Regions from separate parts of the Homo sapiens genome. Here region 2 is linked to region 1. The links are chromatin contacts, found by Hi-C or POLR2A ChIA-PET in ENCODE. All regions are on one chromosome and are shown on one strand. Each heading gives the region's core, a stretch centred on a gene start or an enhancer-like site at or near the end of the contact. The rest is flanking DNA. Distances are from core to core; before and after follow the strand shown.

Region 1 (2,700 bases), core at 1-2,500:
CCTCTCCCAAAAAAGCAGATGCATGATGATCCACCCACAGAAAGCTACATCTTTTTTCTCAACTCTTAGCTACCTGCGCATTTGTATCACTGGTTACTTCCTATCAACTTAAGCCCTTTTATCACCCATTTATCCCCGCTTTAGACAGTAGTGCTTTGAGATTAATACATAGCTTTTGGTAGTATCTAGTTAAAACAACCAAATCCAACACTTCTTGTCTAAAAATTTACATTATAGATGATCCCTGTCACTGTTAAGACCGAAAAATCCTAAGAAATGTTTCCATTTCTAAAAATCAAACTCAAAGCCCCAAATCACATTAGTAAACCATTTACCTTCTGTAAGCCTTGCTTTTCCTCCTGTAGGCTGGCAGAGGACAGTGGAGCAGCCAACACACAAAACTACCGTTTGTGCATGGCTAAAGACCGTGGTGATTTTATAGCATCCTGAAAGAAAAGCAGATAACATTTTTTTCCTCTATTACACCCGTCTTTCCTGCACTTATGCCCAACTCATCATCCATTACATTGTTTCCCAACACAAAAAAACGTAGGGGTTGTATGTGAAATGTGATGAGAGATCACGGTGAAATGAATCACTCCTCCTAAGATGCAAAACTTTGCCAGTCTCATACATTCAAATTTTAAGAGTATCAGGGAAAATATTTTCCACAGGCGAAGAAACTGAAGCTGCTGCACAGCTTCAAGGATACGAGACAGCTAACACTACAACATTTTCCAACTGTTGAGGTCCAGTGCTTTCCCCACTACAGCAAGCCGTCTCCTCACCTGGGCATTTCACATCCATGAAGTAGGAATTGGGGCTCTGCACCAGGCGTTTCTTCTTGTGTTTCCTCTTCTCCTCTTCTGGAGAGGGATGAAGGAGATCCTTTGCGAGCTAAGAGGGACAGAAATGCAGAGATTTAGAAACCAACAGCGAAAATGGGATGGTCGAAAATAGCCCCCACTGTCACACACCGGGGAGAGCTCGCCCCTCGCCGCCCCTGGTGTCTGCGCAGCTGGGCCGCCATCTTATCTCCTCTCCGCTCCCGTCTATGCGGGTGGCCCGTGGGCCGCTGCGGTCCCTGGAGTTAATGTCCTAAGAAGTGCAGAGGGTAAATGAGGACCCTCTACGATCCGAAATCAGCGTGAGGGGAGAGTTCGGACAGAACAGCGAGATCTCCGCCGAAACCTGGACCAAAGCACTCACAGGCATGTTCTCGTGTGCGTAGGTCGTCACCGCCGGAAAGGAGCGAAAGCGGAAATCCTGCCCCTTATATAGAGCACACTACAGGAAATGACGCAAGGATCTTGTGCCACCATGTTTGGAACGTCTTACTTTGATCCGCCGCAGTGGGGAGACAAGGGAGCTGCCATTTTCGGAAGGTCTTTAACTGTTAGTTGTGACACATATGCGTCACCATGTTGAGAGGGTTACCTTGCTAATTTGAGGTCAGCGTTTGATCACTATCCAGGGATAAATGGACACTTTTAAAATTTTGTGCCATACCTTGACAGTTGGAGCCTAATAAATAGGAAAGGTTGAGGAAAACACCAGGGAGAAGGAGCCATATCCAGGACTTCCGTCCTATTTTTTAAATACCTATATTCTTAACTCTTTTTCTATTGGTTTAATTTAACAGTTTAGGCCGGGCGCAGTGGCTCATGCCTGTAATCCCAGCACTTAGGGAGGCCAAGGCGGGTGGATCACCTGAGGTCAGCAGTTCAAGACCAGCCTGGCCAACATAGTGAAACCCCGTCTCTACTAAAAATACGAAAATTAGCCAGGCGTGGTGGCGTGTGCCTGTAATCCCAGCTACTCTGGAGGCTGAGGCAGGAGAATCGCATGAACCTGGGAGGCGGAAGTACAGTGAGCCGAGATCCACTCCAGCCTGGGTGACAGAACAAGACTCTGTCTTAAATAAATAAATAAACAGGGGAGACATGGTTTGGTCAGTGAAAAGAAATAGGGAAGACTCAAGGAGATAATGAGAGGTGAGAGAATGGACAAAAAGAGATTGAATAGTTTAGCTTGAGAAGGGACAAGCATGGACACGGAAGGTGATGGGGATAAGTGAAAGATGCCTTCTTTTTTTTTATTTTTATTTTTATTTTTTTTTTAGACACAGTTTTGCTCTTGTTGCCCAGGCTGTAGTGTGATGGCGCCATCTCGGCTCACCACAACCTCCGCCTCCCGCGTTCAAGCGATTCTCCTGCCTCAGCCTCCCGAGTAGCTGGGATTACAGGCATGCGGCACCATGCCCGGCTAATTTTGTATTTTTAGTAGAGACGGGGTTTCACCATGTTGGCCAAGCTGGTATTGAACTCCCGACCTCACGTGATCCACCTGCCTCGGTCTCCCAAAGTGCTGAGAATACAGGCGTGAGACACCGCGTCCGGCCTTTAATTTTTTATAGGCAGCCAGAATAGGCTCGAGAGAGACTCCCTTGAATAATTTTTTCTTGCCCGGGCGCCGTGGCTCACGCCTGTAATCCCAGCACTTTGGGAGGCCGAGGCGGGTGGATCACGAGGTTAGGAGATCGAGACCATCCTGGCTAGCACGGTGAAACCCCGCCTCTACTAAAAATACAAAAAATTAGCCGGGCGCGGTGGCGGGCGCCTGTAGTCCCAGCTACTCGGGAGGCTGAGACAGGAGAATGGCGTGAACCCGGGAGGCGGAGCTTGCAGTGAGCGGAGATCG
Region 2 (2,700 bases), core at 197-2,696, 1.0 Mb before region 1:
ATTCAAGAACACCCTCCACCTGGCCCGGAAGCCTGGACAGCCTGCCGGTCTCCCCCTCTCCCCAGCACCCACTTCCGGTGTCCCAAACTAGGTCAGCAGCGCTCGTTTCCTGTGGGTCAGCTAGCACCGGCGCCTCTGCCCCTCCCCTGCTCCGGACCCAGGCTCCCCGCCCCCCTGCCCCCCAGGGCGCCCCGAGGTCTCACCATGTCTCAGCCGCCCTTTGATACGTGGGGGTTGTGCGGGGCGGGGGGCAGGGGACCCGCCCTCTCTCTAAACACCAGCAGGGCCGGGGCGCCTGGGCAGGCACGTGTCCGGGCACAACCCGCTGCCCACGCCGCCCCCCCACTCCCGCCCCCACCTCGCTCTGGCCGGGACACGTCGCTCTCTTACTTGGGATGGGGTGGGAGGAGGGAGAGAAAGCTGGAAATTGAAAGCAGCGCCCCCCACCCCTTTGAATGGCAGCCTTCTGCCAGGCGCACTCTGTAGGTTCTACAACAACACAGTAGCGACCCCCACTCTGGGCTGGGGCAGGTGCGCCGGCGCCGGTGGGGGGACGGGTAGTAGGTAGGAGAATTCTTCCTAGTCACCCGCCCTCGCTCTTGGGTTCTGTGGTCATGAGCTGGCGTGGAAAAGGTAGCGGCGGGACTGGAGCCTGAAGGAAGGGAGTGGGATTGAGGGGCAGGGAAGAGAGCGGTCGTTCTATGTCGGTTCAGAGGTTGTTGCTGAGCCCCACTACCGCTGGAGAGAGCGCGGCTCTGGAAGCGCAAGAAACCGAATAGTCCAGCCGGTAACTTTCCCCCAAGCCGCGGCTCCTCCTGCGCCCCCCCAACCCCCATGCAACTGGCCTGGGGCCAATCCACCGCGCCAGGGGGCGCGGGGTGGGGGGGGGGTGCGCGTTGTCCTAGTTAGAGTCCGTCAGCGTTTCCATTCCCTCAACTCAGTCCGGTCTGGGGTCTCCCCCTAAAGTCACGAAGGAGACTGGGGGAACGCTCAGCGTCGCCTCACCCCCTCTCCATCCCGAAGCCGTCTGTCTGTCTGATCCCAGGAGAAGTGCAGATAAACTTTCTGGGGACCCTCCGCCTAGGGTTGGGGGGCATCCGCAGTTCCTTCTCTGTCTTTCATCTCAGTTAAAACCAATTCCAGAGACCCGGGGTGTTGGGAAAGCACAGGGAAGGGGAGTGGTGGGAATGTGATCTGCATGCGTGTGTATCTGGGGGTCCCACTTACAGGACGGACGAAGGACACTGCAGTAGTCTCGAGCCTAGTGAACCCCGAGCCAGGAGACAAAAGTGGGGTACACTCACCTCTCAGCCGTCGGGTCCGCTGGCTGGAGCTGCTGAGGCTCACAGTGTGGGAAGAAGCGCGTCCCCCACCAGGCCCGGGGGCTTGGGGCCCTGCTCCGGTCCTGGTCAGAAGGCCGCGGTCAGTTGCTCGCCGCTCGCTGCTGGGGGGCTCCTCCTCCGCCGCCCTCTGCCTCCTCCTGCCGCCCGCCCCCCCTCGGCCGCCAAGAGCCGTACATTCACCTGGCTCCCACCCGCCCCCCCCTCAGGGCCCGCCTCACCTGTCCTGCTGTCTCACCTGTCCTCCAGCTTGCTTTCCCCCCATCCCTCCCCTCCCTCCCCCCGCCCCTGCCACCCCCCAAACTCCCCCCCCCCAACACTTAGAAACACCCTCTGTCACTTCCTGGTTTTTCACCCGCCCCCCCAGGCCCCCTCCCTCCGCCCAATAAGGACATAAACTTCAACCCCTTCGTCCAGCCAGTCCCTGCAGAGCGCAGATGGGTCCCTCCCTCCTTTTTTGCCCCCTTCTCCAAACTCTTACTTAGCTCTCCTAGCCTTTCCCACCCTCCTCCTTTCCCTCCTTCTTTCCTTCTCTCTGTCTCCCTTCACCTGCCGCGGTCCCTCTCTCCCCCCCCTTTCTCCTGCCCCTATCTCTCCCAGTCCACCTTAACTCAAACTCCGCCCCCGGCCCCCATCCAGCCCTTTGCTGCTGCTCTGCCCGCCCCCTGCACGCCACCGCCCTGTCCGCTCATTGGCCTGAATACCCGCTCATCTCCAGTAGGTCTCGCCTTGCGTTCGTCCAGGGAGGGGGCGGAGCCGAGGGGCTGGCCTGGAACCTGGAGAGGAGGGGGGAGGGGGCAGTGTCCGCAGCGGCCAGGGAATCGAGCACCCCCTACAGGGGCTCCCTCTCCTTCAAGAGGGGCTTCTGTAGGGTCAGGACCTCAGGAGGGAAGGGTATGAGAGGTTAGGGATAGGCTGGGTGGGGGTGAATTGGGGACTTAGGGTCTTGAGGGAGGGGGTCCCGTGAGGGGCTGTAATCAGGTCAGGGACCTAGAAGGGAGGGGGAGGGGGAGCCACCAGGCCTTCGGCTCCGGCCCCTACGCCCCACCCCCTCTCGGAGGGAGCCGGGGAGTTGAGCCTGCGGGCGCCCTGCGTCCCTCCCCACGCGTGACGGTGCCCCGCGGGGAGGGAAGGGCGCCCCAGGCAAGCAGCCTCTGTGCTGTCGCCAGTGCCCGCTGCGGCCTTGGCATTGTCGGAGGGGAGGGGCCCAGTCTGCGAAGGGGGAGGGGGCGCGCCGACGCTTTTGCTCCCCACCTCCATCCCGCGGGTTCCCTAAGTGGAGAAACTGAGTCTCCACCGAGGAGGGATAGCTTGACATGAATTCGCTGAGAGACCCAGGTGGCGAGGGGTGCCTGGATGT

The links. A loop is a pair of places that touch in the nucleus more often than their neighbours do. ChIA-PET counts read pairs that join two places held with the same protein, here RNA polymerase II (POLR2A). Pooled maps may share reads with other maps.
Region 2: a loop to region 1 is called in a pooled map, with 8 times the contacts of the local background. The contact joins the promoter of ZBTB7B here to the promoter of RPS27 in region 1. A Hi-C loop is called at or near these places in 1 of 37 single-sample maps with no recorded cell type and 4 of 50 pooled maps. POLR2A ChIA-PET finds 5 or more read pairs at or near these places in 1 of 52 experiments (BJ).

The regions. Positions count from the first base shown.
Region 1 is chr1:153,989,312-153,992,011 of GRCh38, reverse strand. It overlaps RPS27 (ribosomal protein S27), which reads right to left and starts at 1,250. Exons shown (of 4, transcript NM_001030.6): 1 at 1,210-1,250; 2 at 789-897; 3 at 336-446. The coding sequence starts at 1,215. It also overlaps a transcript of RAB13 not described here. RefSeq lists enhancers at 332-1,312, 1,010-1,369, 326-1,525.
Region 2 is chr1:155,001,548-155,004,247 of GRCh38, reverse strand. It overlaps ZBTB7B (zinc finger and BTB domain containing 7B), which reads right to left and starts at 1,446. Exons shown (of 3, transcript NM_001256455.2): 1 at 1,305-1,446. RefSeq lists silencers at 178-297, 2,008-2,197, 2,308-2,547.